Regions from separate parts of the Homo sapiens genome. Here regions 1 and 2 are each linked to region 3. The links are chromatin loops, found by intact Hi-C in ENCODE. Cell type or tissue: B cell. All regions are shown on one strand.

The links. Peaks named below come from ENCODE experiments on the same cell type or tissue, not always from the same donor. Only the 100,000 strongest peaks of a DNase experiment are listed, where the experiment ranks them.
Region 1: it touches region 3 in a loop (4-fold over the local background); 2 of 110 quality-filtered maps call a loop at or near these places.
Region 2: a loop joins it to region 3, with 1.8 times the contacts of the local background. A loop is called at or near these places in 4 of 110 quality-filtered maps.

The regions. Positions count from the first base shown.
Region 1 is chr6:113,304,967-113,308,966 of GRCh38, reverse strand. No RefSeq gene overlaps it. Among named protein-coding and RNA genes, the nearest start is that of LINC02518, 130 kb to the left of the region's middle. In B cell, CTCF peaks have their summits at 2,046 and 2,249 (motif pointing left); a DNase peak (open chromatin) is centred at 2,226.
Region 2 is chr6:113,683,314-113,687,313 of GRCh38, reverse strand. No RefSeq gene overlaps it. Among named protein-coding and RNA genes, the nearest start is that of LINC02541, 35 kb to the right of the region's middle. In B cell, no CTCF peak of the experiment used is centred here; no DNase peak of the experiment used is centred here.
Region 3 is chr6:113,753,851-113,757,850 of GRCh38, reverse strand. No RefSeq gene overlaps it. Among named protein-coding and RNA genes, the nearest start is that of MARCKS, 100 kb to the left of the region's middle. RefSeq lists an enhancer at 1,840-2,119. In B cell, no CTCF peak of the experiment used is centred here; a DNase peak (open chromatin) is centred at 2,110.

The DNA of each region.
Region 1 (4,000 bases), 450 kb after region 3:
GATAATAATCATATAAATACATAAATTATTTAAATGTAAATCAATTTTTCTAAATTGTTCTAGCATATTTGAAGAGTTATCTATTTTTAATAAGTTCAAACATTCCTCTTTGGTCTTATGATATTATTAATCTAAGAAAAATGTTCTTTATTGGAAGTAAAACCTAAATTTCAGCCAGGGCTCTGAGTAATCATAAAATATAAATGGATGAATGCTATCTCATGGAAATTTTGCCTAACTAGATAGACTCATTCTTACCCTAAAATGTAAAATATATATATTTCAGGCATTTAAAATATAACATATGCTTTCAGTATTAATTGGTGATTAATTATGTTGAATATTTTAAGTTTTTTATTTTTTTCAGTTTTTTCTGAGCAAGACAGAATAGCAGAGCTTAATGATATGCATCTTGATATTCTGTGCTCAGAGAAAAAATGAGTCAATCCAGTAATTCATTTGTCATATTGATACATTAGAAGTCAGTTATACTTAAACACACACACAGACACACACACACATACAGCTCTTAGTGACATCAGGTTAAAAGCAAAAATGATCAAGCTATGCTCATTCATGGAAAAGAGATAACTCAATCACTGCAAAAATGACACTTTCTGATTTTGAAAAGTTCGCAGGTGGGTTGTCTCTGCTTCTTCCCTGAGAGAGTTCCCAGTGCGAGTGATGCACATTGCTGGTGCTACAGGTGCCAGTAGAAGGATCTCCAGGGCAGTAGAATCCCATGGCAACACGGCAGATAAAAATGACTCAGCCCTCTGCTGCCAAAGGTCTTTGCCAGTGTGTGAAGAGCAAGGATCTCAGTTGTAATTCAGTCCTTGGTATTAATAGAGGGGAATTGTGTTGTTCATCAGTAAATGCTGTTCATTCATCCTGCATATTCATTGGTCCGTATTCTTTTTCCCTATTTAACCAACCATTGCCATCCTTTACTATCCATCCCACAGTGAGTCTGAAAATCTGTGGTGTAAGAACTAGTCATTGCAATTAGATTATTGCTATGATCACATAATATGGCATGTCATACTTCAGAAAGAAGTGATAGAGTTACATAAAAAGTTCTTAATTTCTCAGATTTTGGCGGAACAACTTTCTGATTTAAACATCGAACATACCCATTAACTCATATATGGGTGCAGCACACCAACATGGCACATGTATACATATGTAACAAACCTGCAGGTTGTGCACATGTACCCTAAAACTTAAAGTATAATAAATAAATAAATAAATAAATAAACATCAAACATAAAATATAGATATTATCTTTTGAAAACAATAGGAAATGTATTTTTCTACCTTGTAATGCATTTCACATTGGTGATAATATTTGACTCTATGTAAAATGCCAGTGTTTCAGCTTGGATTACTTTGGTTCAAATCTTGGACTTTATTTATAAAACAGCATATGTTAATAGTACTCCCTTTGTCGCTATTGCTCCTTTTGATGCCCTTGTCATCAATTGGCATGACCAATGCTACCTTTAAGTGACAAAATTGAACCAAATGCTCAGTACCTTACCATTCTGTAATTCAGATCAATATGATGACACTATTTTTGATAGTAGCTCTAAACATATTTTGTAACAGAAACCCGATTTGAGATAATAAAACAAATGTAACAAAACTACTATCTAGTATTTTCTTTCACCATTTTGTCCTGAATTTTGAACATGAAATGATAACCAAAATTAAACTTCGTGAGTCAATTTGGCTAAAGTTTAGAGCAAAGTTTCAGGGTTTCCTATTATTTTTTTCATGAGAAAGTGACATATTTTCCACACCACTCTCATATCAATATCTTAGCAAAGGAGGTAAAATTTAGTGTTGCCCTTCACAGAGTCAAGTTCGACAAGGGAGTATATGAATGGAAATGGAAGAGACTCATATAGAGAAGTTGAAACATATTTTTGCCAAATAATATCCCTGACAACTGGGCTTTTAAGCTGTAAGATTTTTCACTGCCTCCTTTGGGATCCTCCATAACCAATATATGACTTGGCCATGTGAGTATTCCAGGCCTGAGGATCGACCCCAAAATATTTACCTTGCAGTTGATCACTCAAAACAGCTATGTTGAAGAATCACTACTTAACCTTACTTAAACAGTGAATCATTTCGGATTCTCGTCATGCAGTTAAGTCAGGTGAAATTAGAACAATAGCTCTGTTCACACTTGGGGTGCCTATTATTTCTTGCACTGCCCTCTGCTGGCAGGCTTCGTTCACCCAGTCTCACAGGTATGGCTGGTTGCTCCTTTGTCAAGGTCAGTTGAGCCAGCCTCTACTCAAAGCTGTTAAAAAGTCTCCTCTGAATTAGTGTCCTCATTCAATAGCTCATTCTCTTGAGTAGTGGTTCTCAAAGTGTGGTCCCCAGATTAGCAGCATCAGCACCACCTGCAACTTGTTAGAAATGCACATTTTGGGGCCCACCACAGACCCTCTGCATCATGAATTTTGGAGGTGAGGAGCAGGAATCTCAATCTTGTTGTAATAAGCCCTTCACATGGTTCTGATGCCCACTAACTTTATAGAACTGTTGTTGTCTTGTGGCCAGTGGTTAGAATTCTTCAGAAACATCCCTACCTCTAACAGTGATTTGCTAGAGCCTGACTTCCTTCTCTGTAGGCACAGCTTCTACAAACACCAGGATCATTGTATTTTCTTCAAAAGTGACACCGCAGTTGATCTTTTATTTGCAGTTAGTCCCTTATCACTCAAATTAACTTATATATTCTTCTGTTATTAGGATATAAAACAGAAAATAATCCTTATCAAAAGTATGAAAAGTAGAATAGGCTCTTTATGAAAACTGAAACAATACAGTAGTGTATGAAGCAGAAAGTATTTTCATCTTTCTCAGCCTTTCTCATGTAAATATAACTGTACATACAGCCTACCATGTCAATGCACATAGTCATCTCTCCTCTTGTTAAGATTTGCACAACCCATTCTGTTTATAGCAAAATCAATCCCACTACCTGCTCTTGATAAATATATATATTGTTTCCAAGTTTTAGCAGTCGCAAGCAGTGTTGCATTGAGCATTTGTGTTACACATCTCTGCTTACGCATGGATTTCTATAGTATAAAACCCTAGATAGTAAATTAGTGAGTCAAATAAAATACATACATGCATTAGCATATTTTCTTATTTTCTCTATTCTTGATGCTCTGGCATCTGGAGTGTTTCTGTCCCTGGACAGATTGCCCCTTCCAAGGTTAGATTATTCCTAGACATAGCAAAAAAGCAACCATTGGTTGGTTTGTATAGCAAAAGCACACTTTTATTTTTTTGGCCTAAAAGTGTGCTTTTGATATACGAATCAACCAATCCCAAGTCCATACTCTCAACCACCTATTCTGTCTGGTTCTTATACTCCAGGAGGCAATATTCATCTGTCCAAATTATCCCAGGGCTGGGTATCAGGCAACTAGAGATAACCCCTGTATCTCAGAGCCCACTGAAATTATTCAAACTACCCAGTCCTAAGACTGCACAGCTTGCTTCCCTTGCCTTGTCCATTCCTTCCTGTGAAGACTATAACAAAGGCTGTGTCCCGTGCTTTCCTCTTGCTTCTTCTCCCACCTGCCTGACCTGGGTGCTGCCCAGGTGGCCCTGTGTGGTTTAGCATGTCCCTTCTCTTGGGAACTGTGAGCAACAAACTGTCTTTTTGATAACCCTGTTTCTTGATCTGTTAGCCTCACCATCCTCGAATAAAAATAAAATCTTGGGCACATTTAAAAACAATATATGAAACACTATAGGGTTGTATTACAGAAAAGTTAAGGCCACAAACTTTGGTGCCAGAGTATATGGGTTCAAATTCCACTGTCTCTGCTTCCTAGTTGTATAATTTTTTTCTTTTTTAACTAGGTAAGCTATTGGACCTCTCCATGACTCAGTTTTCTCCTCTGCAAAGTAGGGAAGAATAATAACAATATCTACCTCACAGAGTCCTTGTAAAAACCAAATGTTAATA
Region 2 (4,000 bases), 71 kb after region 3:
GCAAAAAGGATTTTGCAGATGTGATTGATGTTCAAACTTTGAGACAAGGAGATTGTCCCAGATTATTTGGGTGGGCCCAGTCTAATCACATTAGTCCTTAAATGGAGAGAATATTTCCTGGCTAAGTTATAGTGCAATGTGAAAATGAAGGAAGATGGCTGGCTTTGAAGCCAGAGGAAGGGGCCACAGCAAAAATGCAGGCAGCCTCTAGAAGCTGTAAAAGGCAAGGGAATATGGCCAGGTACAGCAGCTCATGCCTGTAATCCCAGGGTTGGAGGCCCTGGATTGGAGTTCAAAATCAGCTTAGGCAAAATGGTGAGACCCCTGTCTCTACAAAAGCATTAAAGAATAGCTAGGTGTGGTGGCATGTGCCTGTAGTCCCATCTACTTGGGGGATTGAGACGAGAGGATTGCTTGAGACCAGGAGTTCCAGGCTGCAGTGAACTGTGATCACACCACTGAACTCCAGCCCTGTCCCTAAAAACGACATAAAAAGCAAAAAGAATTTGAGCCAAAATGTCATTTGCTGATTGAATTATGTGGCTTTCTTCTATGCCATTCTGCACTCTTAGTAGTATCTAGAAGAGAATTGGTGTTTCTCTCAGCAAGTCAATGAATCTAAGCAAATTCTTTTTCTTGATTCTTCTTTCCAGTCTCTGGGCTACTAATTCATCTTTGCTCTGTATCTGTATCTAGCGCAGTGTGTCTGCTTCTCAATAGAACCCACATTATGAATGACAGTGGAAAATTTCTCAGTCTATGTGAATGTCCTGTAGTCCTCCATTAACAGTGAGTTTGAGAAGCAAAAGATGAAAACTGAAAAACATAAGCAGATCCTATGACACCTATGTGGTATTTGCTAATTATAAAAAGCCCTTTGGTTCTATGTAGTTATAAGAAAAGACATATTCCATTCTATTATGACCAGCTTGAGGTTAAAATGCAAGTTAAATTAGTATCCAATTTATTTCAAAAGGCTGTAGCTAAATTTCATACCCACGCACCATCTACCACTCTTATCATTTCACTGTCTCTCTATTGTTCTATTTACAGAACAAAAACAAAGAAGGTGATTTGTAAATATTGACTAAACAAAGGACATTTTAGAAAGGATTCCAAGAACTCTCTGTACTTTCATTACCCTTACACTGAAGTTATCTTCTAAAGAAGCAAATAATGTAGCTGAAAACATTCCCTCAGCATATATGCCTTGAGAGATTAGATTGCTATAAGTTGAAATTCAAGACAGAAAATGCAGTGAAGTAGTGGAAGGCAGAAAAGGATTAGATGACTGAAATTATTGTTAAAATAGTACTGAACATCTTGTTTTGCACAAATATTTATGGAATAAAATATCTTCTTTTCCATTATAGGTATCCCTGAAAATTATATATGAAGGCTGAATAAATGCTTTGAGGTAAAGGATTAACAGAGACATAAATATCAAATAGTTTTTCTTCTCTAAGAAAAAAGATTGCTAAATACCAGGATGGAATACTTAAGGAAATTATGAACTACCTCTTTACTTAAGTGTTCTTTTAAAACAAGATATATTCTTTAATCATCAGTGATTATTAAAGTGAGGCCAATTCTGAATTTTGGAGAATGGCCTGGTTGAGTCCTCAAGATTTTATTTCTGTCTCATTATTCCATGATCACTTGTGGGGTACTGCAATTGGATAAGGAGCTATCCTGACCTTGAGAATTAAGAAGGTTGTCTTCTTCATGTGTAAAGGTGTCTTCCTATCAGCATAAGCCTTTAAAAAGAGCAACATTTTTTTTTTAAAGTCAACTAGTTTATTAAAAAAAAAAAGTCTGGTCCCAATAATTCATTACATAAAACCTGTCATCTAAACTTTTCTGATGTTAGCTGCTCACTTTTTCCAATTTATGGTACCAACACACGAAACATGATGCCAGGCAAGAGATTTGCCATGGTTTTCAGGTGAGAGTGGAGGTTACAGTAGTGGCGATGATGATCTTCTCTTGGTTTTGCCAACCTTTATAAACTCTGTGGCAAAAGTTTAGACTTAAGATTGACCTGAGGACTCTTTAACCCCTGATCCATTTGTAATTTAACATTTTACGGCTGGAGCAAAGAGAAAGCAACATAGAAGTAAACATCTGGATTAGTCCAAAACCTTCTTTATTCTCAGATAACTCTGAATGAATTGATTTACCTTGAATAAATGCCTGTTGTCATTATGTATTTTAACTTGAAAATAATTATTTATTATACATTTTTAAATCAAACTACATATCTTCTTTCCTATACAAGGTTGAGGTTTGGGGTCTTCGCTTTCTTTCTATCTATAATTAGCTTTAATAAATATAAGAAAAATGTATTCTATTTCTGGGCACTTGAATGGCAGCAACTTCCTCTTTTAAAACAAAAGAGTTGATTTCTTTTCAAAACACTTCATGGTGCCAGTTCCACTGCATTCCCATTGTGCTGACTTTTTGCTCCTAGGGTTGATGAGCCAATCAATGATGCAGCTATGCAGATTAGGCTGACTAACATGTTCTACTACTGCTCTCTTCTCACCTGTTAAGTAGGACGACCTTGGGGTATAAATGTCCTGTTTTGGCTTCCGTGTTTACATTCTTCTTTCTTCTGCTAGCCACATCCTGATTATTCTTTGGATAGTCACCCTTGTCCTAAATGGTGTTGTTCACATAGAGCAAATTTCACTTTCTAGTGTCAGTAAGGGCCTATTTTTCAGGTGGGGGCATTGTGTGTTGTCCATCTTCCTGGTTGTAGTGATTATTCTAGCAATGGTTATGTGATCCAAGATATCCAGTATGTCTGCTCTAAGCTACTTGGTGCTATAATTGGGATAAGAGACAACCTTCTTGCTGGTTGCTAAGCCAGCAGGCCATAAGCCTAAAACCTGTGAGAACAATCTTACTACCACAAAGATGGTACTGCTTTAAAATAAAGCCCCACGTCTATCAGAGCTGAGGATGAAGGCAATTCTTAATGAAACTATCACAGAACATGGATCCAGACATTCATTTTCCCTGGACTTCTGAGTTACGTGAACCAAAAGTTGTCTTATTTCCTATGTCTCTTGCAGTAGCATTTCTCTCACTTGCAACTGAGTGAAGTCTTATTTGATGATTACAAGGGTAATGAATCACAGAGGCATTTTAGGTATATCACAAAGATCCCAAGGCAGACCAGGAATCAAACAATTTCCTTGTTTATTTCAGGAAATAGGCTGGGCACGGTGGCTCATACCTGTAATCCCAGTATTTTGGGAGGCCAAGGGTGGGGGAGTGTATCACCTGAGGTCAGGAGTTCAAGACCATCCTGACCAATATGATGAAACCCCATCTCTACTAAAATTACCAAAAAAAAAAAAAAAAAATCAGCTGGGCATGATGGCCTGTGCCTACAGTCCCAGCTACTCGGGAGACTGAGACAGGAAAATTGCTTGAACCCAGGAGGTGGAGGTTGCAGTGAGCCAAGATCATGCCACTGCACTCCAGCCTGGGTGACAGAGTGAGATCCCGTCTCAAAAAAAAAAAAACAAATTTTTTTCAGGAAATAAACTCTGGTATAGCGTCAAGAATGTTATACTACTCTTGTACCCACAGTAGACATTGCTAATCAGTTGAGCTCTGCTCTGAGTCCTGCATGGAGCCTCATCATCATGATTCAAGAAGTTGGAACAGCATATAAAATGATGCCATCGTGGTTCTAGTGTCTTCCCGGTCAGAAAGAAAGAGGCACAACTTAGGCAACGGTCGCCTATACCACCAAGGTGCCACTTGTTTGCACCAAGTGGTCAACACAGTCTGATGTCACGGACTGTGGAAGATCCTAAAGTCTTCTCCTCCCAGATCTCCCTCTGCTTCTTCTGTGCTCTCTGACTTTTGAAATTTTAAATTCGGGCTTACATTCATTGTCTTTACATCTCAATGGCTGTTTATAATACATGCATAGAGTTTTTTGTTTCTTTGGCAGGAAACATGAGAAGCCGTGGCTTCCTTTGGG
Region 3 (4,000 bases):
TACTTACATGAGTGGTCAAATTCATAGAGATGAAAAGTAGAATGGTGGTTACCAGGTGCTGGAAGGAGTGAGGAATGGGGAGAATTGTTTAATGGGTACACAGTTTCAATTTGGAAAGACGAAAACATTCTGGAGATGGATGGTGGTAATGGTTACACAAACAATGTGAATGTATGTAATATTGCTGAACTGTACACTCTTGAAAATGATTAACATAGATTTTTATGTATAATTTACCACAATTGAAAATAAAACTTCAAGTTTGATTTTTACATGTCACTTTTACTATAAGAGAACAGAAAACTATTTTAGGTGAGTTAGAGTCTGATGGTGTGGACCACACGATTTTGCTTATCCCAGGCAAGTTTTAAAATAATGCTTGGTAATGGGGGTGGTTTAAATAAGACATACAAATGAATGGCACCACTGTCACCTTAATTCCTTCCAGGTCAAAGAGGACAATAGAAGAATAAATCAGGAAAGAAAATGGCCACTACTATCTAATGGGATGGTATATGTATTAGTCTGTTTTACGCTGCTGATAAAGACATACCTGAGACTGGGCAATTTACAAAAGAAGGAGGCTTTTTGCACTTACAGTTCCATGTGGCTGGGAAGGTCTCACAATCATGGTGGAAAGTGAAAGGCACGTTTCACATGGTGGCAGCAAGAGACAGAATGAGAGCCAAGTGAAACGGGTTTCTCTTTATCAAACCATCAGATCTCGTGAGACTTATTTACTACCACAAGAATAGTATGGGGGAACCGACCCCATGATTCAATTATCTCCCACAGGGTCCCTCCCACAATATGTGGGAATTATGGGAGTACAATTCAAGATGAGATTTGGGTGGGGACACAGAGCCAAACCATATCAGTATACTGTGAGACCAAGGGTTTATACTTGAAGCCCCTGGGTTGTATTTACTGTGCATTGCAGTCTTCAGCTCCTGCTGCATCTTAGTTGAGGCTACTCATGCAAAATGATTTTTGGTAAAATGATTTTTGGTAAATGACTCTGATCAAAATTAGATGCTATGTGAATTAAAAGCAATATTTTAAAGAACAGAGGACTTCAAAACTGTAATGTGATATACATCTTTTGACATTTAGGATACCAGGCCAGAGGTAGCATGGGTTATTAGTAGAAGAAAGCTATGATTACCATAGATACTATTTGGCAATAAGAAATAGCAATAAAGATGGTTTAAGTCTTTCTTCCCTAGGGCTCACGTATGTAATAATTTCTTTTCACAATATACCAAGAAAGTAGGAATGAGTATGATTATCTCCACTTTATAGTAGGTGAAACTGAGGAAGCAAGAAATAATTTGGGCGTGAGGCAGTGACTCATGGACAGGGTTGGAAGTTAAGAACAGGCTTCTGGAGTCCTGGTCCCAGGGCTTTCTGGCTATAAATAGCTTGCCTTCTGTTCTGTTGATCCTGTTCAACAAAGCTGTACCCCCAAATCTCAAAAAACAGTCACAGTGGGCTCCTCTCATGAGCTTTCTGAGCAGAGAAGCCATACAAGGAGATTGGAACTTTCAAGTCCTTCCAGAGGTGAGTGAACAGGTGGATGAGGGTCATGTAACTTCAGTGTCAGTTGAGGAACCTCAATTTTCTTGACTGTCACATGATAGTGTTTCTAACTTTATTTGAGCAAGAAAAAAAATAGAACCTCAGTGAGCTCCACTTTCTTGGCTTGGAAGCCACAAACCCCATTAAGTACCCTCCAGAATAAGTGGCTCTTCTGTGTTCGGGAAGAGACCACCCCGTGACCAAGAGAAGGGGTTTCACAACATGCAGATGGAGGTTTCAGAAGTCCTCAGCTGGAGCAACTAAATATGACTGAGACAACACAGTCCCACAGACAAAGGTCAGACCTATTTTAATCTCTGAGTGAGGTTATTACTCTGGGACAAGGCCCTTTTTGTCTGATTTCTTGCTATTTTCAGTGATTCACAAGCTTAAATCTCTTTCATCTGGGAGTGCAGAGCCACATCTCCTCTTTCAGACTTGTCTGTGAGTTAATACAGTTCTGATCTTCCATCTTCTTGGAGTATCTTCTTACAGCCATAGAATTCCCCATGCTGTGAGCCTAGAGGAGTCCCTGGGGAAGCAGAGTCAGGACAGGCTTGCAATGCAAACCCCTGGGGAAGATTTGGAGGATTAGCAGGAAGTGGGGTGACTGCTTGCTTGGATGGTCCCACAGCGGCTTTGAACCAATAACGCAGCAGGTTATGGGGGCTGACCTCTTGAAGAAATGAGCAGAGCTCTGGAAGCCTTCCACATCTCAGTCATATGTATGCTTTCCCTGTACTGTCTGCTGAAGTATACATATGTCAGTGTTTTGGTCAGAGTCATTTTATTAATAGTATTCAATGAAGTTAGGATCAAAAAGGCTCCCATAGTTTCTTGATGGTACAGGCCTCATGTTCAATTACTACTAATTACTGGTCCACTTGGAATACTAGGAACTTGGATTGCCCTTATATTTTTGTGTTATTTCTCCATAGTGAATGCTGCATTACGGAGGCCTGCTTGCCCAGTTTTTACATATCCTATGGTTTGTGAGTTTCCTACTTATCACCTTTTTCTTTTTCTTTCTTTTTTTTTTTTTTAGATGGAGTCTCGCTTTATCTCCCAGGTTGGAGTGCAGTTACCCGATCTCGGCTCACTGCAAGCTCCGCCTCCCAGGTTCTTGCCATTCTCCTGCCTCAGACTCCCGAGTAGCTCGGACTACAGGCTCCTGCCACCACGCCTGGCTAATTTTTTTGTATTTTTAGTAGAGATGGGGTTTCACTGTGTTAGCCAGGATGGTCTCAATCTCCTGACCTCATGATCCGCCCGCCTTGGCCTGCCAAAGTGCTGGGATTACAGGCATGAGCCACTGTGCCCGGACTCTTTTTTTATTAATATATAATATTTGTACATATTTGTGGGGTACATGTAATATTTTGTTACATGTATAGAATGTGAAATAATCAAGTCAGGGTATTTGGGGTATCCATCACCTCGAGGACTCATCATTTCTATGTCTTGGGAACATTTCAAGTCCTCTTTTCTCGCTATTTTGAAATGTACAATACACTGTTGTTAACTGTAGTCACTCTACTCTGCTATTGAACATTACGACTTAATCGTTCTTCCTAACCATATGTTTGTAACCCATTACACAACATTTCTTCATCCCTCTCCCCAACCCACACACCCTTCCCAGCCTCTGGTATCTATTATTCTACCCTCCACCTCCATGATAATCAACTTTCTTAGCTCCCACATATGAGTGAGAACATGAAATACTTGTCTTTCTGTGCCTGGCTTATTTCACTTAATATAATTACCTCTAATTCTACCCATGTTGCTGCAAATGACATAATTTCATTATTTTTTATGGCTCAATTGTATCACATTGTATATATATGGCACATTTTCTTTATCTGTTGGTCCACAGGTTGATTTCATATCTTTGTTATTGTGAGTAGGGCTGCAGTAAACGTGAGCATATCCTTTTGATATACTGATATATATCCTTTTGATATACTGATTTCTTTTCCTTTGGATAAATACCCAGTAGTGGGATTGCTGTATTATATGATAGTTCTATTTTCGGTTTTCTGAGAAATCTCTGTGCTGTTTTCCATAGTGGTTGTGCTAATTTACATTTCCACCAACACTGTATGAGTTCCCTTTTCTTTGCACCCTCACTAGCATCTGTTATTTATTGTCCTTTTAATAAAAGCCATTCTAAGTAGGGTAAGATGATACCTCATTATGATTTTGATTTGCGTTTCGCTGATGTTCAGTGATGCTGAGAAGTTTTTCCTTTCTTTTCTTTTCTTTTTTTTTGAGATGGAGTTTCGCTCTTGTTGCCCAGGCTGGAGTGCAATGGCACCATCTGGGTTCACCAAAACCTCCCCCTCCTGGGTTCAAGCGATTCTTCTGCCTCAGCCTCCCAAGTAGCTGGGATTACAGGCATGTGCCATCACACCTGGCTAAT